Linked DNA regions of Homo sapiens: region 1 is linked to region 2. Evidence: chromatin loops called from intact Hi-C (ENCODE). Cell type or tissue: psoas muscle. All regions are shown on one strand. Links, peaks and the distances in the headings refer to the core of each region. The heading gives the core; the rest is flanking DNA. Region 1 holds the start of LOC124900526 (small nucleolar RNA SNORA43). Region 2 holds the start of ZNF385B (zinc finger protein 385B).

Region 1 (15,385 bases), core at 1,595-9,594, 74 kb before region 2:
ATTGGTATTGTCTTCCTACATCACAGAAGAGGAGACTGGAGTCCAAAGAGACTAATTAGGCTCAGGCCACAAAGTTGATAAGTAGCAGTATTTAACTCAGATCATCTTCATTCCAAAGCACAACTGGAGGATGAATAAAAGCCAGAGAGAAGGATTTGAGAATCAGCTCTGTCTCCTAGCAGCTGTGTGAACTTAGGCAAATTATTTCACTTTTCTGACCTTCTGATTCACCTTTAAAATACTTTTGTCTACCTTACACAGTTGTAGTGATTATTATATGAAATAATGAAGTCAAAGGCCCTAGAATACCATGTAACACAGTGGGCATTTAGCAGAGTTCTTTTTCATAGCATACAGCAAAGATGTGGAAGAAAATTCAGGCTCATCAACTGGTTCATTGATTGCTTCATTCCATCTGTAATGCCATTTATAGTTGAAAAAAACCAGAATCGTGTTAAAGTAGCACAGCAAAATGAATTGATTGTTTTGGAGTTAAGGTGTGACAGAGTAATTATCCATCACTTCTATCATAGTACCTGTTTCCCAGATGTACGTATCCTGTTAGCTCAAGCAACCTACTTCCTGTGTCTTATACCACTACTTCACATTTCTCAAATGTATTATCAGAAACAAAGGTTTTGGCTATCCCAGATAGTTATGAGTGAGGTTTTTATTCTTGACTTGCTTTGTTTACACCATTTTGATTTTGACTTAACTGACGTGTAATCCCCCCCCCCAAAAAATTCATAGATTAGCAGATTAAAGTCTTCCCCATAGATTTTTTTAGAATCCTGATGCCTTTGTTTTCCAATCCAATTCTCACTTCTTCCAATATAGTCAAATGTCTTTTCTGTCTGATCTTTCAAGTTCTTTCATTCTGTTCTGTGTATATTCCACGGAATATTTATTCAGCCAAGCAAACTTTAACACCCACTGATACTTTAGGAGAGAGCTCAGAGTGCCCAATGTGACATCTTGGAAACCTGTTCCCTTAACATGGACATTTTCACATTACACACTTTGAAACACTCATTGAAACATCTCCAAATGGTGTTCCTGGCTCTCATTGTGATGTCTTGTGTCCCCTCAACCTTGAATATGCTCTACAACTTCCATTTATACTCACCCACATATTACTAAACCTCATTAAAAACCTCTGAGTCTGTTGCATATCTCCAATTAGAACTTCAGTTTCTTGAAGTTGGTTAATTGCATCTATGCATTTTATGTTTACTAGACATAAAAATGAAGACAAGTCTCTACCACTCCCACCTTCCCCTCCCGCCACCCAAAGTTCATGATTTATGGCAAGAAACTAAGCTATTGAGTTCATCTCAGATCATCTTAGGCACAGGTAAGAGGCAATGAGATAACAACCCAAAGTCACACAGAGGTGTGCATGTCCGTGTATTTACTGCGGAAAAGAGCACAAGTTCCTGTGGCTGAAATGGAGGTATCTGCTTTTAGGAAAAGACTCAGATTTCATATAGGGTAACTTAGTACCATTTAATTTGAATACTATTTGGCAACTGCAAATTAAGTCTGACTGGATTTTTAATCTTACCATTACCCCTTTCTGGCTGTTGACATTTAGGCAGGTCTTTGAACCTCTTAGTTTTTTACCTGTACAATGGTACAATTATAGCACCTCCCTCAAATGGTGGGTGATCTCTGTGGCATACTTAGTGCCTGCAACTAAGTGCTCAGTGTGCTATTATTGCTGTTACTGGTTTTATTCTTAACCATTTTCATTAAAGCTGACATAATACCATTAGACCAGGAATTGCAAACTCTAATACCTACAGGGGCCAGGTGAAAATCACAAATGAGACAAATTGGGTAGTGAACTGGAGTCATTTAAAGGCAGCACCATTTACTCAGCTTCATCCAATTCTGCCTGTTAAAATGAAGACAAGGTTGACCATCTCCCTGGTATTTGAAAGAATTAAATAATCCGAATTTTTATGGAGCTTCTGATTTTTAAATGTTGACTATTAAATAGGCCAGAATTAAGCTGTCCAAACAAAATGATCTACAGGCAAACTAACTTTACAGTAGCTAATTTGTGACTCCACTCTAGACCCTCAAAAACTATTACTTAATTTTGGAATGGCACTGTTAGACATAGAAGGTCATTTTTTGGTTTCTGCTCCTCATAGAGTGGGAAGATAAGGTCCTTCATCTTTCTTGAAACACCTTTTACTTTGCTAACCTCAGTAATCCCCGCTAGCTAAATTGCTCTAAAACTTTTGTCAAGTTTTAGTTCTGCATTTCATTGGCCTACTCCCTCCTTGTAATCCAGGGATGTAAAATACAATTCGTTTTTCCTAAAATCTGCATATTTTCTAATCTCCTGCAATTGGTTCCACCAATCTCCCATCACCTGAGTTTTCATTGCTAGTCTATATCCAAATCACCAAATTGCTTTGGAAAACTTTGGCATGCACCCCTATCTTCCCACACAAACTGCTGTCACCATAGTTCTGGCCCTTTTTACTTTTTCTTTTCTGTTTCAACTGTTAGACAATAGTTTATTGTTTATCTCTGCTGTGTGTCATATACTATGCTAGTTGCTGAGGATATAGCCATGAGCAACGGGGACCTCTTCTCAGTTGAGCCTAAATTATTACAGGAGGAAGCAGAAAATAGTCAAGTTTTTTAAAAAATAAAAACTTATACTTTGAAAAATGTTAGCCATTCAGAAAAGCTGAGAGACCACTTAGGTATCATCTACCTAGATTCAGATTAATCGAAAGCATTATTTTCATCTTGTCACTGCCTTATACATTGAAGCAATGACTCTTCCAGCCCATAGGATAAATGTAAATTTCCACCCTGTTACTTTAGTTTCTTTAAAGTCCAAGTTCAACCTGTGTTTTCTTAATGTTTGCTCTAGGAGCTGCCATCCTTTAAGCAAGACGATGTGACAGGCTTGTCAGTGTCTGATTTTTACAGGAACAACTGTAAGGTAAGAGATATCCCAATTTTACAGCTTGCACGCTGGTGTTTACCCAGCTAAGACATGGCAGAGCCAGGACTGCATCAGCCACGTGATCCCGCTTGACAAATGAAAACGTTTTTTGCTGATTGCCTTGCTGCACAAACACTGCTGGACAGGGCTGGTTATTTACTGTCCTGAAAAGACATTGTTCTTTCTCATCTCTGGATGTCTGCCTCCAGTGTACCCTCCACTTGAAATATCCTTTTCTGTTTGCCTATCCAAATCTTTCAAAATTCAGCACATCTTCCTTGCTACTCTCATAAAAGTAAGCAATTCAAGCCCCATGTGTTAAAAGACCCTGTAATCAGTACTTAATGCATTGTGTATTGAGATCATTTTTATCATTTATCCTTTTTTTAAAATTTCAGCTTTTATTTTATTTTATTTTATTTTTTTCGAGACAGAGTCTCACTCTGTCGCCCAAGCTGGAGTGCAGCGGTGTGATCTTGGCTCACTGCAACCTCCGCCTCCCAGGTTCAGGTGGTTCTCCTGCCTCAGCCTCCCAAGCAGCTGAGATTACAGGCATCTGCCACCATGTCTGGCTAATTTTTGTATTTTTAGTAGAGATGGGGTTTCACCACGTTGGCGAGGCTGGTCTCAAACTCCCGACCTCATGATCTGCCTGCCTCGGCCTCCCAAACTGCTGGGATTACAGGCGTGAGCCACCCTGACTGGCCTCAGCTTTTATTTTAGATATGGGGATACACGTGTAGGACTGTTACATGGGTATGTGAGACCCAGGTAATGAGCTAGTACCCAATAGGTAGTTTTTCGACTTATGCTGCCATCCCCATCCCCTCCCTCCCCTCTCTAGTAGTCTGTGGTGTCTATTGTTCCAATGTTTATGTCCATATTAGCTCCCACTTACGACCGAGAAATGTGGTATTTGGTTTCTGTTCCTGTTATCTGCTTAGGATAATGGCCACTGGCTGCATCCATGTTGCGACAAAGGACATAATTTCATTTTTTATGGCTGTGTAATATTCCATGGTGTGTGTGTATCATGTTTGTTTTATCCAATCCACCATTGATGGACACCTAGGTTGATTCCACATCTTTGCTGTTGTGAATAGCATGGTGATGATGATATGAGTGTGTGTGTCTTTTTGGTATAATAATCTACATTATTTTGGGCATATATACCCAGTCATGGGATTGCTGGGCCAAATGATAGCTCTGTTTTATGTTCTCTGAGAAATCTCCAAACTGCTTTCCACAGTGGCTGAAGTAATTTACGTTCCCACCAACAGTGTGTAAGTGTTCTGTTTTCTCAGCCTCGTCAGCACCTGTTGTTTTTTTTTTACTTTTAATAATAGCCATTCTAACTGGTATGACATGGTATCTCATTGTGGTTTTGATTTGCATTTCTCTGATGATTGTGATATGGAGCATTTTTTTCATGTTTGTTGGTCACTTGAATGTCTCCTTTTGAGAAGTACCTGTCCATGTCTTTTGCCCATTTTTTAATGGGGTTATTTATATTTTGCTTGTTGATTTGTTTAAATTCCTTATAGATTCTGGATATTAGACCTCTGTCAGATGCATAATTTGTGAATATTTTCTCCCATTCTATAGGTTATCTGTTTACTCTGTTGATGATTTATTTTGTTCAATAAATGGTGCTGGGATAACTGGCTAGCCATATTCAGAGGAATGAAACTAGACTCTTACTTTTTACAAACTTTTTTACAAAAATTTTGCAAAAATTACCTAAAGATGGATTAAAGATTTAAGTGTAAGACCTCAATTTATAAACGTCCTAGAAGAAAAGCTAGGAAACACCCTTATCATTTATCTTACCCCCTCAAGCAGATTATACAATCATTGGGGGCAGGGGTTTTGTCTTAAACATTGCCTTTCCCTCTGCATCTTGCCATAGGCCAGAGTTTCTTAACCTCAGCACTGTTGACATTTTGCACCAGTTGATTATTTGTTGTATGGGGCTATCCTATGCAACATGGGATATTCAGCAGTGATCCTGGCATTACCTGCTAGATGCCAAGAGTACAAATCTCCCAGTCCTGTAGTACATCTCCAGATACTGCCAATTATGCCCTGGGAGGAAAGATTGTCCCAGTTCATTACCATTGTCATAGACCTAACATTTAGGAATTACTCCAGTGGATGGCAATGATGGTGCTTGTCCTACACAGCATCACTTTTGTATACTCAAATAAAGCTCTGTAGACTTATATTGCCCTCTTGTTTTTGTGAGGACAAAATTTGTTTTAAATGAGGAACTCATTTAATAGAGTGGTGTACAGCAATGTTCCAACTGTTTTTATTTGTCAAGATACTTTGATATTCTAGGGAAATAAGTAGGTTTTCTGCAAATATAAGCATTATTATTTGCCTGTTAATATGATTGTCCCATACAGGTTCTGGTTTCTTACTGTAGCTGTAACCAACTTTTATCTGAGGGACAACTAGCTGTGACTATTGAATTATTTTAATGCTATGTTAGAGAATTAGATAATTAGGTTATCTAATACCTGAATACCTTCATTTTGTTATGTCTGTATTTTTTAATGTTTTAATAGACTTAATTTTTTAAAGCAATTTTAGGTTCACAGCAATATTGAGCAAAAGGTACAGAGATTTCCCAGGTACGCTTTGCTCCTTACGTGTGCATAGCCTCCCCATTATCAACAACCCCCACCAGGGGGTGCATTTGCTACAATTGGCAAACCTACATTGACACATCATCACCCAAAGTCCATAGGTTACCTTGGAAGGTTCACTCTTGCAAGAACCTTAATTTTTTTTTTAACCATCTTTTTATTTGTAAAGACAGGGTTTTGCTATGTTGCCCAGGCTGGTCTCAAACTCCTGGGCTCAAGTGTTCCCCCCGCCTCAGCCTCCCAAGTAGCTAGAACTGCAGGCACATACCACCTCACACAGCTAACACCTTAATTTTTGATCAGACACTTCAGTGACAGTCAAGTGGTTGTTAAAGTGAATTACCTAGTTGTTTTATCAGTAATTTCATGGATTACGATACCTAAAAGATTGAGCAAATGAGATTGAATCAACTGCAAGTCAGCTTCTCTCCTGGTAACAGGAAATCCTGGAATGAGTATCTTTGGTATGAGTTAGGAGTCATTGTGAGTTCCATTCTTTATATAGCACCCTATTTTGTTTAACCATAGATCTTCCCTGCCCTAAAACTATTTTTGTGACTAATATATGTGAAGCCCCTGTGAGAGCTGTACTGAACATTTGCTGCTTTTTTGTCTGAGGATTGTTCCTCTCTCTGATGAAATGATTCTAGTGAACCAGCTAACAAAATAACTTTCTGGCCTGGCCACTCCTAGTACCCCATTCCCCTGGGCACTGTAATTGGTTCAGGAAGGAGCATATGACCTAAGCTGGGCCACAAGGAGTTCTTCTCTCGTAGTTTTTCAATTTGGCCATGAAACACATGGCCATGTCTAAAGGCATAGCAGAGCAGGAAGGGTGTTTATTGCAGCTGGAGCAGTCACTGACCCATAGAAAAAGGTAGGGTGCAGTAGGAGAGGATTAGTGCAGCTCAAAAGGAAGCAGGGCCCAGAGAGAGGAGCAGAATCTGAACAATTTTGTTTGAGTCCCTGAATTGAGTTGTGGCTGAAGTTAGCCTCCCAGTTATATGAGCCAATGAATCCTCTTTCTACTTAAGCTACTTTGGTTTGGATTGGTACCACTTGCACTAAAAGTATCTGTATTAATTCAAGGATTTTCCTGTTGATGGATAGTTTGAATCATTTGGTACAATCAGCTATTCCCACCATCCTATACTTTTGCTTGCATACTTCTGCTTGCAGCTCTTTAACTGTAGATGGAAATAAGTACAGACTCAATAAAGATGCCTATGGAAAAAATACAATAAAGGACCTTTGGGTGTCTCTTAATATTTTATGGAAACATCTAAATGAGAGATTTTTAGATGAGGTTGATTGTTTCACTAGAAATCACTGCTCCATTTTTATAAATTACAGAGAATCTCTCCTTTAACAGCACCCTTCCTGGGCTTTGAAATGCACTGCACAGGTGCAACAATTCAATTCACAAACAAAAATTGGTTTTATATTACCAGTGAGAAGGACTAAGCATAGCTATTTTGGGAGTTGTAATACCTCCTTTAAGCCACAAAGATACTTGAGCACATTACCTTAACAACCAATGTATTCTGGAGATCATTTTAGAATATGAAATACTGAACAGCAGGAACGTTGTGAACATTTTCAATCTTCTTACACAATATAAATGTAGTCTGAAAATCCCATTATACACAAGTACAACAAATACATACAGACCCTTAAAATACAGGAAAGAATGTGAAAAATAAGTATTATCACCATTCCTCAAGTTTCTAGAACAATTTTACTCTTCTCCTTAATATAATTTTTTGTCCAGAAAAGGGAAAGACTAAACTCATGGATAGTTATCCAAAGGAGAGAAGAGAAAATTGTTTGTGGTAAATGAAAGATGCTGCCTACAGTAGCACAAATAATCCCATTCATGGCTACCAGCTTGCTACGCATTGCTTACTTATGCTGCAGGCAACTATTGTTGAAATGACAGGAGGACAGGAAGGCATGAGAAAGGGGCAGACAGCTACTGATGAAAGAGTCATCAACTACTGTAGATACTTCTTGGAGATTGGAAGTTGAATTTTACATTTCTTTATATCCCCAGGTTTAATAAAAAAATTGCTTGTAGGTGTTCAATAAACATTTGATGAATGAATGGGGAACAGTTCAGTTATTTTCCTTGAATCCTAGGCAGGATGATTTGATACACTTTGGATTCTTGAGGTTTTATGAAATTTTAAATGCAAGGCAAACTACTATTTACCCAATTGAAGTCCAAATGTAAGCATTTTATGGTAAACCAGGAGAAAGTAGAAGGCAAAAATGCATTAGCTTAAAACCTAGGACACCAAAATGAAGATCAAATGTATGCATGAAAGTGTGTTAAAGAAAATCATTGCCCTGCCCTGCAGATGCTATCCTGGACTTGCCAGCCCCATAGACACAGTTGCTGTGCTGTGCCTGTACTATTGGAGCAAAGAAAAAGTGGCTATTTCTATGCTCAGTGTTCACAAACCAGTGAGCACTAAGAATGGTTTATAGCCTGACATTTCTTAGAAAAGAAGAAGAAGAAAACTGTTGCATAGTATCAGCTAAATTTGGACATAAATGTTTCCTATGATTCAGTAATTCTTTTTTTTCTTTTTCTTTTTTTTTTTTTTTTTGAGGCACCATCTCGGCTCACTGCAACCTCCACCTCCTGGGTTCAAGCACTTCTCCTTCCTCAGCCTCCTGAGTAGCTGAGATTACAGGCATCTGTCATCACACCTGGCTGATTTTTGTATTTCTTTTAGATACGGGGTTTTACCATGTTGGCCCAGCTGGTCTCAAACTCCTGACCTCATGATCCACCCGCCTCAGCTTCCCAAAGTGCTGGGATTACAGGCGTGAGCCACTGTGCTTGACCTGATTCAGCAATTCTACTCTTAGATATTTATTCAATAAAAATGTGCACACAGGTGCAACAAAAGAAATGCACAACAGCCAAAATTGAAAATAACCCAAACATTCAAATTTGTGTTATATTCATGCAATGGAATATACTATACAGTAATGAAAGTGATAAAACCACAGCTACATGCAATAACATGAATGTGTCTAACAAGCATATATGCTGAATACAGAAGTCAGACAAAGGAATGCACATTATACGATCCCATCTACACGAAGTTGTAAAACAGGCAAAACTAATAGAGTCAGAATAGTGGTTACCTTTGAGAAGGAGAGTGGGGTAATGTTGAAGAAGGGATAAATGTTGGGAAAAAACTACTGGGGTGTCAGTAATATTCTCTTCTCAGACATAAGTGTTGGTTACACAAGTGTATTCATTTTACATTGAATTGTGAATCCTTAGGATTTGTACACCTTCTGTTCAGTAGAAATAGCAAAAGAAGCTATCTAAAAGTCTCCTAGAATAACCTTTGCTTTTGACCTTCTTTTCAACTCAAATACAGCTGAAATTGTTGCCTCATCTTAACTGTAGACAAAGATGCATGAAGTGGGAGATTATAACATGGCCACAAATTTCTCTAATTCCTCTTATCATCAAGAGATATACTCCTTATCATCAAGAGATATACTCCTTATCATCAAGAGATATACTCCTTCACTTCACCCTTGGTACCAAAATAGATACCCAATACCAAATCTGAGTTTTTATCTGAACCATAATTAGAATTTCAACTTTTTTACCCCAGGAATATTTTTTCACACCTCTGTGAGAGGTTTAAATCCAGCATATGACTTAATTTGACCAATGGAACATTAGCAAGTATGATGCATGCAGAAGCTCGAATAGTTCTTGTGCATAGAGGATTGGCCTCTCCTGATGCTGGATATCCTTTCGTCACCAAGAGAATGAGCCCCAGTTAGCTTGCTGGATGATGAGAGATCATGGCCATTTTTCTAACCAACATTGGGCCAACTGCCACACACAGTAGTAAACCCACTTCAGACCAGTCAGCCTGCCAAGTGCCAGAAATGTGAGTGAGCCTTGAGCTGTCTGGCACTGACCAGAAGGACACCCAGCCAACTCTCAGAACTTCAAGAACTAATAAATGTTTGCTCTTTTAAGCCACTAGTTTTAGAGTATTTATTAATAGTTTGCTACACAACAAAAGCTGTCTGATACAAAAAATAATCCCTGAACTTTTTGCACAGCAACTAGTGTAACACCGCATAATGTTATAAACTTAAATTTATTTAATCATGAGAGAGATTTCTTCTTCTGGTCTTTTCTCCTAAGTAGTCAGTTTTGCAACCTAAAACCTCAATATTTAGCTTCACAAATGTTAAATGTTTAAAATGCCTCTTTCATTGTTTTTGTCATTGTCAGTTTTGTTTTGTTTTATATATTAGCCTCTTTGAAGGCTTCAGGAATGACCTTCAGATATGTTAAGGTTTTCCCTGAAAGCCATGGTATTACTGTTTCTATCACCATGGTTTAGAAAATAACCGTCAAAACTTGTTCAGCAGCTGCATGATTTCTTTTTAATGGATACATTTTCTGTCAGAGAAATGTTGAACAAATTGGCTATGGAGGGTTGTGGAATCTCCTATAAGCCTTTGAAAGAAAGAATTCTCTCTTATTTGAGCATGTAAGGCATCTCCTGTTTGTTTGAGCTCTTGGTCCCTACTGACCCTATGGTTTTATTGTATGCCAAAATGCAACATAAAGAAGAAGGCCAAGGCTGGGCACAGTGGCTCACGTCTGTAATCCCACCACTTTGGGAGGCCAAGGCAGGCAGATCACCTGAGGTCAGGAGTTCGAGACCAGCCTGGCCAACATGGTGAAACCCCATCTCTAGTAAAAATACCAAAAATTAGCCAGGCGTAATGGTGGGCACCTGTAATCCCAGCTACTCAGGAGGCTGAGACAGGAGAATCTCGTGAACGCATGACGTGGAGGTGCAGTAAGCTGAGATCATGCCAGCCTGGGCAACAAGAGCAAAACTCTGTCTCCAAAAAAAAAAAAAAAAAAGAAAGAAGAAGAAGAAGAAGAAGAGCATCTCTGCAGTGTAGCAGGACTGCTGTCCTACCAATTAAGAACATTAATTTTTATAATGTTCTTAACTCTAAGAGACTTGTGGTTCATAATCTGGGTTTTTAGGAGAATCCTCTGTATAATCAATCAGCTCTGTTGGCTGTGTCATTGTAGGCGATGCCCCTATCTCTTGGTTACTGTTCATCTGGTGTGTATTACTGATCAGAAGTGTAGGGTGGAGGAGATTCTGGTGAATGGTTAACATACTATATGGACACAATAAAAAACCCAACCTAAGTATATGCTCTACTGATAGAGGCGCAATAGTATCACCTTTAAAAAACAACTAGGAGTAGTGTAGGGAATGCTGCTATCTTGCTTTTCTGTTGGTCTCAAGTACTTTAATCTGAAAAGGGTAAAAACAAGTTTATGTGGTGGATGTTTTGAAATATTAAGTGATACGGTTCTCTTTCTCCTTCCATCTCCCCATTATTTTCTATTACCCAGTACTCCCTTTCTGCTTTTAAGTTATTAGACAGGGGGCCACATTGTGCTCACTGGGAGATGTCCCTATAGAACCAGAGAACAAAGATGTCAAGTCTTGGCTTTTGAGTTTCAAAAGCTGTAGTACAAGAGTAAGTCAGAGATACCTGGAGAAGAATGTTATGAGGCAGAATTCATTTTTATAACTCCAATTTAAGATAAGATTTCTCTAAACTTCAAGGGAGAACAGATGACCCCATATAAATTTGAAGTTGTCAAAGTTAATGCTATGGTTTGGCTGTGTCCCTACCCAAATCTCGAATTGAATTGTATCTCCCAAAATTGCCACATGTTATGCGAGGGACCCAGGGGGAGGTAATTGAATCATGGGGGCCAGTCTTTCCCCTGCTATTCTCGTGATAGTGAATGTGTCTCACCAAGATCTGATGGGTTTATCAGGGGTTTCTGCTTTTGCCTCTTCCTTATTTTTCTCTTGCTGCCACCATGTATGAAGTGTCTTTCACCTCCTGCCATGATTCTGAGGCTTCCCCAACCATGTGGAACTATAAATCCAATTAAACCTCTTTTTATTCCCAATTTTGGGTATGTCTTTATCAGCAGCGTGAAAACAAACTAACACAGTAAATTGATACCAGTAGAGTGGGGCATTGCTGAAAAGATACCTGAAAATGTGGAAGCGACTTTGGAACTGGGTATCACGTAGAGGCTGGAACAGTTTGGAGGGCTCAGAAGAAGTTAGGAAAATGTAAGAAAATTTGAAACTCCCTAGAGACTTGTTGAATGGCTTTGACCAAAAGCCTGATAATGATATGGACAATAAGGTCCAGGCTGAGGTAGTCTCAGATGGAGATAAGGAACTTGTTAGGTACTGGAGCAAAGGTGACTCTTGACTTTTGTTATGTTGTAACAAAGAGACTGGTGGCATTTTACCCCTGCCCTAGAGATCTGTGGAACTTTGAACTTCAGAGAGATGATTTAGGGTATCTGGCGGAAGAAATTTCTAAGCAGCAAAGCATTCAAAAGGTGACTTGGGTGCTGCTAAAGCATTCCATTTTAAAAGGGAAACAGAGCATAAAAGTTCAGAAAATTTGTAGCCTGACGATGCAGTAGAAAAGAAAAACTTAGTTTTTGAGAAGAAATTCAAGCCAGCTCTAGAAATTTGCATAAGTAGCAAGGAGCCTTAACCCCAAGACCATGGGGAAAATGTCTCCAGGCCATGTCAGACAACTTCCCAGAAGCCCCTCCCACACAGGCCCAGAGGCTCAGGAGGAAAAAATGGTTTTGTGGGCCGGGCCTGGGGTCCCCATGCTGTATGTAGCCTAGGGACCTGGTGCCCTGTGTTCCAGCCACTTCAGCCATGGCTGAAAGGGGCCAATGTAGAGCTCAGGCTGTGGCTTCAGAGGGTGGAAGCCCCAAGCCTTGGCAGCTTCCATGTGATGTTGAGCCTGTGGGTGCACGGAAGTCAAGAATTGAGGTTTGAGAACCTCCACCTAGATTTCAGAAGATGTATGGAAATGCCTGGATGCCCAGGCAAAAATTTGCTACAGGGGCAGGGCACTCATGGAGAACCTCTGCTAGGGCAGTGAGGAAAAGAAATGTGGGGTTGGAGCCCCCACACAGAGTCCCTACTGGGGCACTGCCTAGTGGAGCTGTGAGAAGAGGGCCAAGATCCTCCAGACCCCAAAATGGTAGATTCACTGGCAGCTTGTCCCATGCACCTGGAAAAGCCACAATCAGTGCCAGCCCATGAAAGCAGCCAGGAAGGAGGCTGTACCCTGAAAAGCGACAGGGGAGGAGCTGCCCAAGTCCATAGGAACCCACCTCTTGCATCAGTGTGACCCAGATGCAAGACATGGCATCAAAGGAGATCATTTTGGAGCTTAAAGGTTTGACTGCCCTGCTGGAATTCGGACTTACATTGGCCCTGTAACCCCTTTTTTTTGGCCAATTTATCCCATTTGGAATGGCTGTATTTACCCAATACCTATACCCCCATTGTATCTAGGAAGTAACTTGTTTGCTTTTGATTTTACAGGCTTATAGGTGGAAGGGACTTGCCTTGTCTTGGATGAGACTTTGGACTGTGGACTTTTAGGTTAATGCTGAAATGAGTTAAGACTTTGGGGGACTATTGGGAAGGCATGATTGGTTTTGAAATGTGAGGACATGAGATCTGGCAGGGCCAAGGGTGGAATGATATGCTTTTCCTGTGTCCCCACCCAAATCTCAACTTGAATTGTATCTCCCAGAATTCCTACATGTTGTGGGACAGACCCAGGGGGAGGTAATTGAATCATTGGGGCTGGTCTTTTCTGTGCTATTCTCATGATGGTGAATAAGTCTCATGAGATCTGATGAGTTTATCAGGGGTTTCCACTTTTGCTTCTTCCTCATTTTTCTCTTGCTGCCACCATGTAAGAAGTGCCTTTTGGCAGGGCGCCATGGCTCATGCCTATAATCCCAGCACTTTGGGAGGCCAAAGTGGGTGGATCACAAGGTCAGGAGATTGAGACCATCCTGGCCAACATGATAAAACATCGTCTCTACTAAAAATACAAAAATTAGCTAAGCATGGTGGCACATGCCTGTAATCCCAGCTACTCAGGTGGCTGAGGCAGGAAAATTGCTTGAACCTGGGAGGCGGAGGTTGTGGTGAGCCAAGATTGTGCCACTGCACTCCTGCCTGGTAACAGAGCTAGACTCTGTCTCAAAAAAAAAAAAAAAAAAAAAAGTGCCTTTTGCTTCCCAACATGATTCTGAGGCCTCCCCAGTATGTGGAACTGTAAGTCCAATTAAACCTCTTTTTGTTCCCAGTTTTTGGTATGTCTTTATCAGCTGCATGAAAACAAACTAATACAGTTAAGGAGGCTTGTATTCTGCTGCCCCTCTTGGTTGCCTAGAAAAGGACAAGCCCCACAGAATTCTTTGTATCACCATAGCACTAGAGAGTAGGTTAGAAATTTCTGAATATAATGAATAGACAGAAGAATCGTAGGAAGTCTTAGAGTCCTTGTAAGACTCAACCAGGAGACGGAAGTAGCCAAAAGACTTTTCTGTGAAGATGACACTGAGAACCTGTGAATTTGTGATGCTGGGCTTCATAACAAGGAGGAAAAAAACACAGCAGCAGATATAATGTGGAACCCATGACTAGAGGACTAATGAAAACTCAGACACTGCTGGATTTTCCAGTGTAGAAGAGTGATGATAACTGAAATATTTCAAGATAGGCCCATGACAATCAGGAATGAGACACTCAACCTAGGGGAGAAAATGAAGAGCAAGAAAATAATGAATTCACTGGATTTACCCAAAATTGACTAGATTAACTTTTCTACTACTAAACAGAAAAGAATTCAAAATAGGTGTTGAATGCAAACAAAACTGTATACCTTATGATCTAGAGCAGAGGGGTTGTAACAATAATGCAGGGCCAGATCATGAAGAGCATCGTTAACTGTGCTATGGGGAGTCATTGAAGGGCTTCAAAGACAGGGACTTACAGGATCAGCTCTGTGATTTAGTGTTTCTCTCTAAGCAATGTGCAGGCTGGATTAAAGAACAGGCATATTAGAGGAAGGTGCCTAAGTGACAGAGTAGGTGGTGGGGAGTCATTGGGAGAGAGATGATTCATTGTTGAGGGACTTGCTTAGGATAAGGTTTAATTACACTAGATCTAATTTCTATGATAGGACACAAAACTTCTATTATATTGAAAGTAACTTTATCAAGAAAAGATTGAGAATCTCTAGGATCAAATCCAAGTTAATGTAATCATAATCCTGCCTGGATATAGGAGAAATAACATAAATTTATCTGAAGAACTTAATTTTGTATAGGAAGATTTAAGAGATAGTCTTATGTTATTTGAATATGTATACTAGCTCCTTTGCATCCACTTAGGGTGTAGAATATAGAAAGTCACAAGGAAACATTGCTCCTACCCTAATAAGAATGAAAGGGGATAACAAATTCATAGGTTTGATTCAGCAAAAGAGCTGAGGATGCAAGAAAAGACTAATGAACTAAATCAAAGTGAGAGAAGAAATCCTCAGCTACTCCATCCTTGTAGAAAAGCTGGAGGAGGAGGAAGCTGCCACAAAAGCAAATAAGAAGAAAATGGCTGAGCTTTTTAACATATTTTTAAAAGCCAAATAAAGGCTGGTATGATGATTCAGAAACCCTAAGTGGCCCATATACAAAGACAGTTTGCTCGTTTCAGATGTTTTCCAAAGGCCTCCACTGAGTCATTGCTGGCAAGATTGGGGAAGGACAGAGAAGTGGAGAGATCTATCCTTCAGAAGCACAGGCTAAAGTATGAAGGAAGAC
Region 2 (15,385 bases), core at 3,231-11,230:
TAATTGAAATTGTCCAGAGGTGACACAGGTTGTCTTGAGAAACACAAGTTCCCAGCAATAGGGAAGGTCATCTAGGCCAGGTTATACAATAATTGGTTACAATTAAAACAAATGAAATTTAATTCCATTATTTTTTGGATAAGCTTAAGTGGCATTTTACCGCTAACCTAGCTAGGATATGCCTCTTTCTTCTGTGTACAAATGTGTTTTAATATTTGTTGGTTTTTCATTAAATAAAATTAATACATAGATAAGAAGAGATTAAATTTAGGTTTCAAAAACCCTAGGGTGTCAGCAGATATTTAAACTAGCTTGAGTGTCACAAGTCTGCTAAAGCTGATAGTGTATACTACTCATCTCTGCCAATGGCTTTTTGAAAAGCCCTTATTACTTTGATAACAAAAGTTTATCTGTGAATATATTCTACTTATAAAAAGTTTAGTTAATGCATAGTAGGATAATTTATTTTTATTATTTCTCTGTTTTTGGGCACTTAGTTTGCGTCCAAAGTTTCCTTATTCAAACTATGATATAATAAACCCCTTTGTACATACAGCTTTGCTTAGATCTGTTACTGTGACCCTAGAATAACGTGAGATTGCTGTGTTGAAGCACGTGCGCATCAATAAGGTAACTTCCCGAGAGGCTGTATCAATTTACAGTCCCATCAACAATGCATGAGAGAATCCTGGATTGTTTAATAGTCTCGTATAACGTATAACTACATCCTTAATATGATGAAGAAAATAAAATGTAAACTCCTGTCTTCCTAGATTTTTAAATCAGGAAAACTTAACATATGTGAAAGAAACATCGGATGGTATATGCCACAAAATACAATCGTGGAGATGTGTCCATGTATGTATTATGTGACTTATACAGTGTGGTTGAAATGTTGTCAATCAAAATGTTTATAAATCAATTTATATGGATGTGTTTCACATTTCTTTCAATCTTTCAGGCATTGATTTATTTTGCTTTGTTGTGATCATGCTATATTCCAGTTATCTTCTCCTTTTCTATTTTTTTTTTTTTTTTTTTTGAGACGGAGTCTTTTGCTCTGTTGCCCAGGCTGGAGTGCAGTGACGCGATCTCGGCTCGCTGCAACCTCTGCCTCCCAGGTTCACGCCATTCTCTCACCTCAGCCTCCTGAGTAGCTGGGACTACAGGTGCCCACCACCAGGCCCGGCTAATTTTTTCTATTTTTAGTAGAGATGGGGTTTCACCGTGTTAGCCAGGATGGTCTCGATCTCCTGACCTCGTGATCCGCCCGCCTCGGCCTCCCAAAGTGCTGGGATTACAGACGTGAGCCACCACACCTGGCCCTTCTCCTTTTCTTTACACATTATCATTAATAATTTTTCATGTTACTACAAATTTCTAACAAACATCATGTATGAGAATAGCTACATAACATTCCTATAATGAGATGTGTTTAACCATTCCCCTTAGATTGTCTTCAGATTTTCCTATTAATAAAGCTATGATGAATATTTTTGGTGGGCCACTTCCCCCGCATTTAACATTATTTCCATGACATATAGTTCTAGATTGAAATTGCCAACTGAGTCAACAGGAATAATCATTGTAAGAGTTTGATAAATATGGTACACTGCTCTTAGGAAAAGCAGTTGAGCCAATGAATATCAATTCTGCTAGAATTGTTATCTTAATAACTTTTTTAAAGTTTGCTAATTTGATGCTATCTCATGCTATTTTAAATCAATGTTTATTTTTAGCAGGCATGAACGTTATATATACCTTTCCTTTGTCTATAGAAAATAATCCTTTTAATTAATTTCTCAACCTTGGCTATTAATGGACATTTATTTGCTGTGGAAGGCTGTCCTATGTGTTCACATTTATTTGGCAGCATTCTGCCCTTTACAGCATCCCTGACTTGTAATAATCAAAAAATGTCTTCACATACATTGCCAATTATCCCATGGGGAACAAATCAGACCTTGTGAAGAAATTTGTTTAAGCAAATACGTTTTTAAAATGTAGTAAACTACCAATTTAGTTGATCTGTTTTGGAAGTTTAAATGTTTGTATCTAAAGTGAGAAAACTTCATTCATAAGTGTGAAAAAACCGCAAGTGAAGACAGTTCCAAATGTGAAGAGGCTCACAGAGGTCAGTTCAGAAAGTGTCATGATAGTGCCAAAGCTGAACGATAGGGAAACAGAGGCTCAGGAAATTTATTTCAAATGCCCAAGATCACTGTCCAAGAAGATGAAACTAGCATTTTTGTCCTCCGGGCTTCAGATTTTTTCATAACCCCACCCTATTGCTCATGCCACCCCTGCTCCCTGAATTATAATTCAGCTGGGTCCATCTCCTTTAAGAAACCTTTTTCAGAAAATCCACCTGAGCTACAATGATTTCTACCAGTCCCCTAGAATATGCCTATATTAGCATGGAGTTCTTCAGGTAATGTTTGATGTTTAAACGATTGTCACTTATACTCTAGCCTTGATCCTAATGGCTTGAAAACTCTTGAAAGGTGCTTGGATAAAGGGCTCTGTCCACAAAGGACTTCCATAAAATACCATCAATTAGCTCAGCTTCAATAACATTTTGTTTTTTTGTTGTTGTTGTTGCTAGGATTTTGATGGCTCCTTAAACTGGCCAAGTAGTGCCGGCCCCTTATAAAAAGAGGGAAATGAATTTTGGCCAGTAGCTGGAAACTGGAAAACGTGAGCAAAATCTATTTTCAAATTGAAAGGGTTATTAGTATATTATCTTTAATAAAAATGAGAGATGGGAAAAGGGATTGCCGAATTAGAAAATGAGGGAAGGAGCAGGGACCTGACAAGCAAAGTGAAAATGTAACATACTAAAGGGAACACAACAGGGAGATAAGTACTGGATAATAGGACAAGAAGCAACCATTGTTTGGTCTATAGTAAAACCATTATTATTTCTACAGCTTGTAAATTATAAACTCCATGTTGTTTACTATTGTATCCCTGGTGCTTAGTGGAAAGACTTGTATATTAAATACAGAATAATTATTGAAATGATTGAATGACTGCCTGGACCTGGCTTCTTGAAAGTGACTTCTTTTGTTGCAGCAGGAAATCAGATCCTGTCATTTACATGTGTGTGCATAAGACTGAAAAATTCCCAGCTGCATTTAAGCTTGCATTGAATATCTACAGCTGGTTTGGTAGTCCTAGGCACTGAAGGTAGTGCATGAATGCAAACAAAATATAAGAAATAGTTCCTAGCTTTAAGGGTCTGAAAACCTTATTGAAAAGATGAGATAGGAAATAGCTACTATCTTTAGGGAGTTGTTTAGGGAGGTCCAGCTGGTCATCCATAATCAAAAAATGTTGAGAGGTCAAAAGCTACAATGTATTCATAATTTATCAATAAATAGGGGTCTTTCTCCTCAGACTTCTCAACTTCTTTAAGGTAACCCTGCCTTAAGGAAACTAAGTTGAGAATGGCTTCAAAAGCTATGGTGACACTAGCTGTACACGTGAAGAAGAGAAAATGTAAAACCATGTACTATGCAAACGGATACTGAGCTGTTCTTTATAAGGCACTATGTATTAGGTATTATAAAAGACAAAAGAACCAATAGGATAGGATTTCTACTTTCAGCGGAACTTACAGTCTAATCAACACTTTTGATTAACCTCAAGAAGTAGCATACAAAGAACTTTTTACAGCTGAGATAAACTTGGGTTAGAATTGTGGCTCTGCCAATTTGTGATCTTGAGCATATCACAAACTTACTGATTCTCACTTTCCCCATTTGTAAAGTGGTATTAACAATTTCTCCTTCATAGGCTTCTCATAACAATAAAATGAGACAATGCACGTGTACAGTGTCTGGACACAGCATTCTTTGATAAGGGCTAAGTGTTGCCTATTTAGACATTAAAGCTTTTTGAAAGTTATTCAACACAGTAAGCTCAACATTAAATAAACATAGTTTATCTAAAATTATGATATTGGTTAAAATGGAAAACGATTTAAAAATACAATTTGAAATCAAAAGATACTAGTCATTGGGGAGCTTCCACAGTTACTAGGCAGTTATGAGTTACTTGCCCAAGGGAAGGAATTGAAAAACTGAGCCTAGAAAATAATGGAGCATTTTTGAAAGGAGTGTTACTATGTTCAGATTTATAAAAGGTGGAAGAAAAATCAAAATTGCAAATGCAGTTAAGAGAAGATTAATTATTTTATATTTATCTCAGAGCAAAGAGCCAAACTGGGGAATGTGTGTTAACCACAGTAATCACCTTGCAATCTAATCAGGAAAGGATTTGGGGTATTGTAAAATCAGTGTAGTCTTCATCTTGGGGCCCAAGGCAGTGCTGGATTAGGTTTCAAAGGGACAGATGCATAACAAGAAGCACTGTTATTACTGCAAAGCCATGGCTACAGTCTAGAAGGAATACTTTTACAATATTGATCACCTCTGGATATGAAAGATATTACTGCCCCAGAGAGGGGGCATGATGTCACAGCAAAGCACCAATTCCACTAGATCTCAAGAAAGCAAATTTATAGGAGGAAAGAGTGAAAACAAACAGCTCAGTCACACTTGAGAAAAATATTTAAATAATTAAATATCAAGATAATGAAATATCAAAATAAATCATAATGTGTTAAATGTAAAAAAGGAAGATGTATTAGTGAGCAAGGAATTTAAATACATGGCCTTTCTCTGCTAAGAGTATTCAAATAAAAAAGGAAGATGAAAGGGAACCCAATTTCCAGTTAAAAAATAATTATAGGCCAAGAGGACAATTCTTTTTCAAAGAATACTAAAGATTCACATAAAAAGAATTGCCCGACACAGAGAGAGACAAAAAGAATAGCACAGTTTCTCAAGTAGGCTTGAGATGTAAGGAGTTTTATATCCTTTCACCTTCCAAATACATATGCTACAGTTAGATTTTAAACAGATTTAAAAATGAGACAAATGTAAAACACAAATTGACAACTCAGGAACAACTTTCAGATTTACAGTTAAAATAAACTATACTTTTTCACACATTTTTAGAGATATAAGTCTAGGTCAAATTTGGAACTTCTACCTAAAATCATCTCATTAGCCTTAAAAATCTATCAATTCCATTATTTTTTTTCAAACATACAAGAAAATGATACTGAAAACTTACTGATCAATAAATCCCCATTTTTTTGTTACAATTCATTTTTATTTATTTTGAGTGGGCAGACCTCCTTAAGACAATTACTATAAGTGTCTTTGAAGAAATACTTTTTTTTTAACTGAGCCTGAGTTCGGACTGTTAAGAACAAATGTTATAAAACCTCTATCCCATTAATTTCTCACAACATGTGAACATTGAAATAAAATACAGAATTTTCTGACATTCACAAGATATTCAGGCACCCTTGTAAACAAATATAATTTAGTAGCCTATTAAGAAATGGGTTTTCTGCAGTCAAATGCTCCCCACTGAGCTATACCCCTCAACTTTGGGTTTTCTATTCCTAGGTAGTCCAGTTTTCTTCCATTGCAGGAGTGGTTTTCAAAATATGGCACCCTGCCTGGAGAACAGAGTCTCACTGATGGCTGCAAAGTGATCCAAAATGTCTGTAGGGCCTTGTTTTACAATATGACATCTTTAAAAAAAATTTCCGTAGGTTTTTGGGAGACAGGTGGTATTTGGTTTCATGAGTAAGTTCTTTAGTGGTGATTTGTGAGATTTTGGTGCACCCATCACCCGAGTAGTATACATCTTATGTATGAACTCATTTCCATTTCTCATATAGTAAAACTAAGGGAACTATGAAGTCTCCAAATTTGTTGATGTTCCTTGTTATCACCAAGTTCTTTATTCACTGGAAAGTGTAAATTTGTGAATGTAGTTAAAAGGAGTTCGTCTAGCTAAGGTCTTCAATATTTAGGAACTAATGCACTATACACTTCATAAACACAAAAGTAGAAAAAAAACCTTAAATTAATCCCTTTCTGTTATGTTCCTCCTTGATATTTGGGCTCTTTCCTTGATGAACTACCCTTCCAGTGTTGCTGCTATCCTGACCACTTTCCTAACGCCCCGAACCTAGGGCTATAGTTCTCTGAGTCGGTTTACTCCATTACTGCCAGGAGTGAGCCAGAATGTTTCCAGGAAAATGGTGCTTGGAGGCTTTGAGGACAGGAGAATCCCCTATGTCAGATAACACTGTAAAGGCATGTTCAATGACAAATTATACAATAGAAACACATTTGCATCAGAAAATCGAGACAGAAGCTGTTTTTTCTCTATATATTTAAATATTGTGTTTTTAAATTTAATGTTGTTTCCATATTGAAGTGCGTTTACAAAGGAGGCACTGCAATTGTTTTGTGCTTGGGGCTCCAGAGGCCTTAATCCTGCCTTGGCTAAGGACGTGAAGGGCAGGATTCTTAGTCAGTTATGTCACAGGTGAATAATTGGGAGTTGTCTGCATGTATTTTATGCTTCTTTCAGCTGTTAGGAAATGCAACCCTCAAATTATTCTCTGCCGTGAGTCTTAGCTATAGGTGATTAAAAATAGACAGGGAGGAGGGAAGGATATAGTTGCAGTTTGCAGGACATAAAAAATGCACATGCTGCTAAACTGTGCAAGCCACGGAGAACACTTCTCACAGGTGTTCCACTCTGCAGAGGTTACTCATTTGCCTCCAAGTGCAATCCAAGGTGTTGACTGGAGACTTTAAGGGGCCCTCACCCCTTTCTCTGCATCTTAGATTCCTGGAGATATCAATACTTACCTGAGCTCAGAGGCAACCTCGACAACCACGCTGTCCCAACTCTGAAGTGCATGGCACTGGAAGCTGGGTGTTTTTCTCATGGAAGGTTTTTGCCTCTGGAATTTCCTGCTTGTCCCAGTCTGCCAGAGCTCCATCTTACTGACCTTCAGGGACTTGTGAAAGACGTGTTTTCAACATAACCTTTATTGATGACAAGAGACCTTAAGATCATAATTTTGTGAAAGATAATTTAAGCAATTATCATAGCTCATGTTCTTTTGGGTTAAAATGATTGAATTTTGGTGCTGTCCTTCTGTAGCAACTTCAAATAAGGTACAGTTTTAAGAATAAGCACACCAATAAACGTTTGTTCTTAGTATTGAGACTGCCGACCTGGATGTGAAGATATTTGGATTCTAAAAATACAAAAACTGTAAGTCAGATTTATGCCCTTTCTCACGCTGGTACCTCAAATGTGCTGGTGCTTGCAATAACTCTACATTCCAAGGTGCTTAAAAACACAGCCTGCTCCCTTAGAAAGCTCTAGGATGGTGTGATTGTTTGTCACATCTGAAGCCCACCCTGGGAGAACAACATTGGCTTTGGCTGGACGTTAAGATATTTATTCTAGACGATTATGCCAAGACATTAACAGCTGCAGGATTATTTACGTAGTGTCAATCATCTGAGACAAGAACCAAAGAAAAATATTTTAAGATCATCTGGTTAAAAAAAAATCCCTGCTATATAACACAACTCTCTTGTCATTTATGACTATTGAACTTCTCCCCAAAGAAGTAATCTCAGAAAACTGCTCTTTTAAAATTATTTTCCCTTTCTTAAGTGTTCTAAGTGCTTTCCCTTTCAGAACCAAGCACCTTGGCCATGTTTGCACTAATTTTCAGAAGATGCCCTCTACATCAGGGTAACCGATGACAGGTTTTAGTTTTGAAAACTTAAACACGGAAAAGAAATCCGGCGAAAATGAGCCCCCCGCCCACAACCCTTTCAGATCTGCTGCGAGGCTGCGATGCCTTCTTGCGCTCCGGGCCTTCCCGGCTCCGCCAAATATGCCGAAGCTGCTAGCTGTGCTCTGCTAGCCCAGGGGTGGTCAAAGAGGAAAAACAAATAGTTGGTCTGACGATCTCCAAGAAGAGAGTTTCACTCTGGGTTGACTAATATTGGAAGCATCCGCCCCATCGCGGGGCTTGGCATCTAGGCTTTGGGACCTCTGCCATTGCCAAGGATCTCTTCGGGGACCCGAGCCCCCGGGCTGAGGACCGCGGGGGACCCCAGGTCGGGACGGAGCCTCCTCTGGCTCGCTGTGCGCGCACGCCTGGAAAGGCGGGATTTAAGGCAGCGATGCTGCGGGAGGCTCTGCAGTGTCAACGAGCCCCCGAACGGTTCCGCCTCATTCCCTCTCTGTGTGCCTCGCAAGTCTCTGCTTAGTAAACCGTCACAGCTTCGGCGCGCGAGAGTGGCGTTGGCACGTCCAAACCCCGGGGTCCTCGGCCAGGCCAGGGGGGCGGGCGTGCGGCGGGGCCGGGCCGGGCCGGGCGCGCCCAGCGGGCTCCGGGCACACGCCCCTCACCTGGGCGAGGCCCGGTGCGCAGGCGCTCAGCGCGGGGGCAGCGGCCGGGCGCTTAAGCCCGGCGCGGGCAAGAGTTGGACAGTTCAGGGGCCGCGCCGGGCCGAGCTGTCGCCCGCGCCACCTCCACCGCCGCCGCTGCTACCGCCACCGCCACCGCCTGGGCTGCAGCAGATCGCGGGAGAACGTCTGCGCGAAGCCCCGGTGCAGCCCTGGCGGGACCGCAGCAACCACCGGAGCGTGAGCAACAGCTTCCCGGCTGGAGGAGCCACTGCCCCACGCGCCCGCGGCCCGCGCGCCGAGGTAAGCTCTGGGCGCCCAGCCCAGACCGGCGCCCCCGGACTGGGCGCCCTCTGCTTGCCCGGCCCCCGCCCTCCTCCGCAGAGCGAGCCTGCACCTGGGCGCGCCGCCCGAGGGAATGGCCAGGAGCCCCCCTCCCGGTAGAGTTTGCACTTTGTCTCAAGGTCCCACTTGTAGAGGAGGGCGCCCAGGCGCCTGTGGCTTCCACGACCTAATCCTAACTCCTGCGAGTCCCTGGAGTTAGGATTAGGTCGTGGAAGCCACAGGAGCATACTCCTCTGTTCCCCAGGGTAGGCTCCAATTCCCAAGGACGGATGGAGAGGGGAAAGGACGAGGAGAGTGCCCCGCTATGTTTAGCCGCAGCGCCTCGTCACCTGGGCTGGAAGTTTGGGGTTTGTCTTTCTCTCAATGACCGGGAAATGGGTAGTTAGGGGACCGAGGTGTGTGAGGAGGGTAGCGGTCGAAGCTTGGGGTCGTGGGAGAGTTCTGCAGCAGAACCCAGATGAGATGGGGGCAGAGGAGCAGAGAGAAGGTCCCCGAAGTTTGCACTTGTTGGGAGCCCTGACGGGCGGCCTCGGCCACTAAGCGCTGGTGAAGGTGTCAGGGAAGGGTGGGAGGACACTGTGGGACTGCGGAAGGGACGAGGAGAAGGGGAGGGGGAGGACCATCTGTTTCGCCACTGTTATGTGCGGGGGCCTGTGGGGAGAAGGGAGAGCTGGCAGGACGATGCTTCCCTAGACTCTGGAGGACACACAGTTTTTATGGTGAACCTGGATAGGGAGTGCTGTTCTTCAGGGGAAATAAATTGCCAAGAAGTATCCCCCCTCTCCCCACGCCCATGAATACAAAATAACGCAGTTTTGGAATGCTCTCAAAAGTTCTTGGGTTGGGAAACGTCTTCTTTCATTTTCATACAGAGATGAGGTTTGCATTTCCTTTTGGTTTTGCTTTGCTGAGGAATATCACACCAAGGGGAATGCAAACTTTGTCAAGATGTAGTAGCAAAAGATGTTCCTATAGAAGGAACAAAACATTTCTGTTATAGGGCCTAGCCTAAAGCGTGGAAACTGGCAGCGTCCACACAATTCATGAAACGGTAGGAAATGCATTTATCTAATTAAAAAGAGGGCTTTTCATAAAGTCAATAAGCTACATCTTAGGTAAGTTAAAGGCTTTGGCTTGAAAGAACTCCCTTAAATGTTCCAAGGCCAAATTTCACTGGTTTTCAGAGTCCTTTAATCTTATTTTGATGCCATGTGTGCGTTGAGTATGTGCTGCCCCTTCCCTGTAACAGATAAATGCCTTTAGAATGCAAAATACAGCATTGCAAGTTCTGTTACTTGAGGTTTTTAAGATGAAAAAGATGCTTATTTGATCAAAGTGTTGGTTGTTTTTCAGATTCTATATTCCCATAAATTAAATATTTGTGGATTTATAATTTACACTCTTACCTATTTCCAAAAGTGATTTGAGGAAGCTTGGGATAAAAACCACAAATCAGATAGCTATTCTTGTAGATCTCCTTGACCTCTCTTGGATGCATTTGTAGTAAAATGCTTTGGGGAAGGTGAATTCTCCTAACAAAGGAAAAATTACTGTCCATGTTGGAATCATCTTGGTGATACAATGTTTTGCAGCATAGTTTCTTATGTGCTTTGTTTGCAGTATATTATTTTACATTACATAAGTAATGATCTCTTTATAGAAGTTTAATAACCACTAAGTATCATCTATATTGAAAAAAATGTTGATATTTTACAGCATTTTAACAATATACAGATTCACAGAGCAAAAAGAAAACAATGAATTTAATGTATTTTTCTTCAACTGAGGTACAAAGGAAACCAAACGGAGGTGTCTCCTCTATAGTCAAATCAGAGAGGGAATTGTCATTAGTACCTGTCACCCAAATATGGCCAATTAGTGAGACCTGTCAGCAGCTGGAAGATAACTTTAAAAAGTGTAACTATTAAATGAGGATCGATCAAAGCATATCAGGTGCTCTCAGCATTCTTTTTCTCAGGCAAGTGACCTGATTCAGAGAAAAAAAAATCTTTCAAAACAATTCTGAAAGGTGAAATGCCTGTACAGACTAATGCTATGTGGAGTTGGGCACCATGAAAAAGACAAGGATCTTAAGTCCCTGGACTGGCCACCCCGCCTCCCCTGCCCTTAGACTTTTTTTCCAAGCTGAATTTGAAGATATCATTGCTTGATTTTTCATAGCAACAATTTATATTTTAAAAATTGAGCAATTAGCTAACTTCTTACAGGAGTGAGTCTTTGTTCACATAAATAAAGGGCAAAATTTGCTCTGCTGTTCCCATAATATCCTATATGTCTTCAAAGATCTAAAGAACAGGGAGTGTGTGTCTGTCCCAGTTTCCCACCGCTTTTTATGTGTCTCTGGTTTTTATTATAACCCCTCCACGCCGTTTCATTATCTCTATTTTGCCACCACCCCAATTCCTGACTCTGTCCCCACTGTGTCTCAATATGGTCTTTTTACCTTTTCTTCTTCTTTCTTTCTTTTTTTAAAAAAATTTTTGGGGATTTCTCTTGATCTCTGTGGTTTTATAGATTATAGGTTATCTCCTTTTTGCTCTTTTGTATGTTACTTTTTATTCAGTTGTTTCTTTTTATTAGTGCTAGATTATTTCTTCCTGAAGTGACATCCTAGCTCTACTCTCCCTCCAAAATTTTATATTTACATTTTGAACCACCTAAGAGACAGCTTTATATTGCTCTTATGTGCCTCAACTCTACCAGGTTTAAGCTCTAATTAACATCTTTCTCCTAAGTGAACAAGGGTGACTTTGTGTCAATTTTAATATTTCTCCTAGTCACTGATGACCCTCCCAGTATCTTTGCTTTCCACATAAAATTCACAAAGTCCCACAGACTTCATCTCCATGATGCTTTATGATGCCTGCTTCTTCATCTTTCTATTCCCATGGTGGCTATTTTTTTCAGTCTTCTTATCTGTTTCTAGAGGCTGTCACAGTGGCTTCCTGACTCGTTTCCCATCTCCATTCTCTCCCAATTCATTTCACACTTGGTTGTGCAGAATAAGCTTCCCAAAAGAGAACCAAGCTTAATCACTGGCTAGTAAACTTTTCCTTAGTGTCCTACCAAGTGACATATAAACCCCTCCTCAAACAGTGAAGACCCTCTGCAGTCCAGCCTCAAAGTAGCTCTGCATTTTTTTTACTTTGATCTCGTTGGTTGGTTGATCCAGTCATTAATTTATTAATTTATTCAGTGAATATTTGAGTGCCTACTACATGACAAGCACGGCACTAGGTGATAATTTTAAAAGCACCATGTGTATTGGCTCCATGATACATTTCAAATATTATTTTTCAATGTTGGAATCTATTAAAATATAATCTTAAATGGTTGGAATGGGGTCCCAACAATCCCACTAGCTCCCCCTCCCTACCCTTAGTAGTCCTGAGGCATCGTCATAGAGTCCCAAGTCTCCTTGATACAATTTGAGACTTCTCTAGGCTGAAGGCAGTGTTTCCTTAACACAGCAGGTCTCTGAGCTCTGTGTCGTTGCTTATGTTGTTCCCTCTGCTAGGAAGGGCCCTCTCACTTCCCTACAATTATTTCCACTTGTCGAGAGAGTCAGTGCAATTGCACATGCTTCCTGATCTCCCTCTGCACTCCAGCTTTTGCTCCAGCAAACTCTGTTATATTTTGCTTGATCTCTTCCGTGTGGACTACGAGTCAGTGTCTTCCTGATATATATGTGCTTTGTGCATTCTCCCCTAAGGGCACTGCACCAACCTTGCCTAACATGGGACCTTCATTTCCTGAAATACCCAGCTCAGGGCCTGCCATATCATAGGACATCAACAAATAATTTAACTAGTTGGATTGAATTTTACCGAGTTCTGTAGTACCAATTTGTGTAATAACTGTCTTTTATTAACACCTCAACATGGTTTTTATAGTAGAACCAGTGCTTCTTAAACTTTAATGTGCATGTAAATCATTAAGAAAATCTTATTAAAATGCAGATTCTGGTTGAACAAGTTTAGGAATAAGCCCAGGATTATGCCTTTCTCACAAGCTCCCAGGTAATTTTGAAATAGGTGATCCTTGAACCACGCTTTGAGAAGCAAGGTGCAGTAGATGATGCTTAACAGACTTGGGATTTTCTAGCAGCCTCTGCCTCTCTGCCTGGAGATTTTCCTACAGTTTGTTTTTGCTTCAATATTATTTTCTATTTTGAAAGTACTGTGGGCTTGGATATGCTTTCTGAAGCTGAATGGAAGGTTTGTTTATTCCCTTGTATTTTTACCTCATTTTACTGATACATGATTGCAGTTGCTAGTTCTCCTTACTACATTTTTCTCTGGCCAGTTGCGTTGCTTTGTTAAATATTCCTTCTCATTTCCCTATTATTTGCAGATTGCGGATTGTGGCTGTTCTCCTTTCCCACTCTGCTTTGACTTTTTTTTTTTTTTTTTTGTCTCTGCTGTCTCTGTTTCTTAAAATTCTCTTCAGGTGCCTTGGCTGACTCTATGCCCCACCTGTTTTCCTACTGCTTCCAAAATTTTTTAGCAAAAGGAGCACTGAAATAGGGCGCAGGAGACTCAAGCTCTCCTTATTGCTAGGGTGAGATGTTGGGCACAGCTGTTTCTTTTCTGGGCTCCTGTATCACTTGTAGATGAAGGGCGTGGGTTACTTCCTGGGTCTACTTAAGCACTAAAATGCCATGTGGGATCTGCACGTGGGGCAGAAGGAGGAGCAGGTTGAGGGGAGGAAACAAAAATCTTCTGATGATCCCGGTGCTGATGTATGCCCCCGTCTGGTGTTCCTGTTTCAGGTTCCTGTTCTAGATAAACAACTTGAACTTTAGTTGTTATTCTAGCACTAATTGAAGAAATATTCTTATTTCTTAAGAAAATGAATATTCCCTGGTATCCTCTAATCCAGTTGTTCTCACTCCTGGATTCACACTGTAATCACTTCAGGAACTTTAGAAAAACAGTGATGCTCTTAGCCATTTCTAGGGGATGGTTTAATATGTCAGTATTTTAAAAATCTCCCCCTTTCCAGCCTGGATGGAGAACTATAGTACCTGGTCTGTAAAGGCAGTGTAGTGCGGTATTTAGGAATGCAGTGTTTTTCCAAGTCAAACCATGGCTTAGCCACTCACCACCAGATTTGAGAGCTTGGGGCAGGGGTTACTTAACTTCCTTGGCTTTCAATTTCTTCATCTGTGAAATGGGCTGACTTGGTTATAGGATAATGACCCTGGAGCCAGCAGTAGAGTACTGTGCACACTGTGGTTGTTCAAGAAATGGTAGTAGCTGTTTATCACCATAATCATACTATTAAAACTTACACTCACTGCATTGGTTAAGGGTCATCTTGCCTTAGCCAAGTGAACACTTTTCTTGCCCACCCTGGTCAGTTTCAAGATATTCAGCACCATGTAATCAGTCTGAAAAGAAATTTATGAGCATATTTTTTAGAAGTCAGTGAAAAAATACTGAAGAAAGTATATATACTGATACAAAACAATTGCCCTTTTGCTTTTGATCTATTTGGTGCCACATCAACTTTATGATCTCATAAATAGCAGAGATGGATTAAAAGACATATAAACTGGTACAAAAGATGACCAGGCTTTCATACCTACTTTATGAAAAATGACTTAGTCTTTTAACAAAGACAGTTCTATCATCAACAAGTAAAAAAGATTGAAATTCATGGACCTAAGAGAGCATTTTATTTTGGAAATAAAAATGAATGTACAAAGCATTTACATTTCTGAGTTTATAATGGGAAATGGAATTTAAAAATAAGAAAAGCACACAGAGAGAGATATCCTGTGCTATGCAGGCAAAAGCTAATCAACTTTTTCTTTTCTTTTTGGCTGAGATTCTGAAATAGCCATTATGTTATTATGTTATCATTATATCAGCAAAACGAAGATTAGATAAATGGACATAAACAATATTAACTGGGGACCATATTCCACTTTTTTTTTTCTGTACACATCTGAAAATAAATAAAAGAGGTGCTCTGTGATTCCAGTGGGCCTGGCAGAGCTACTCGATCATGATTATCGAGATTGTTATGCTGATATCCTTTGCATGTGAAAGAACTGTAGATGAGTACAGTTTTTCATTGTTTTCTCTTGGAATAAAAAGTTTCATTTCTGTATTTACTTTAGGATCAAGGACAATATTTGCAGTTAAATCTTCACTAACAGCCTAATGTTTATTTTCCATACTGTGATGTGATGTGTACTTTTTTAATAACACAATTAAGAAGACATAATGAAATTTTAAAAAGTAGTTTGAGCTACACTAAGAAAAGGCCCATTGTGAGAGATAATGAGCGAATTCTTCTAAATCTTTGCTTCAGTATACCAGTGTTAAAATTGTGTAAAATTCTACAGAGAGCTGTGATTTTTGATTTGCATTAGTTAAAGAGGTCCATCTGACGGATAGTGTAGTAAATAAGGTTTTCATCGTCTGGAGGCCTGGACTCTTGGTTGGTTTATACTGATTTCAAGCCAGGGCTCAGCTTCAAATTCCTCTTAGGCTTAACAGATTCCTATTCCTGTGAAATAGGTTGGTGCAAAAGTAGTTACAGTTTTTGCCTTTTTTTTTTTATGGCAGCCTAATAATAGGTAAGGATATGGAAATGACTACCATTCATTCAAAGACAATCATTAAATCAGTGTCATTGTATGTTTAGAGTTAAAAGAGATCTTTGTACAAAATCCTCACTGATAAATTAGAAAAAT

The links. Peaks named below come from ENCODE experiments on the same cell type or tissue, not always from the same donor. Only the 100,000 strongest peaks of a DNase experiment are listed, where the experiment ranks them.
Region 1: it touches region 2 in a loop (4-fold over the local background); 2 of 110 quality-filtered maps call a loop at or near these places.

Annotation. Positions count from the first base shown.
Region 1 is chr2:179,927,138-179,942,522 of GRCh38, reverse strand. LOC124900526 (small nucleolar RNA SNORA43) reads left to right here and starts at 7,985; the gene lies at 7,985-8,122. In psoas muscle, for the core only: a CTCF peak has its summit at 5,632 (motif pointing right); no DNase peak of the experiment used is centred there.
Region 2 is chr2:179,854,332-179,869,716 of GRCh38, reverse strand. It overlaps ZNF385B (zinc finger protein 385B), which reads left to right and starts at 8,105. Exons shown (of 10, transcript NM_152520.6): 1 at 8,105-8,616. MIR1258 (microRNA 1258) reads left to right here and starts at 8,809; the gene lies at 8,809-8,881. In psoas muscle, for the core only: no CTCF peak of the experiment used is centred there; a DNase peak (open chromatin) is centred at 8,186; H3K4me3 peaks cover 2,964 bases; H3K27ac peaks cover 4,026 bases.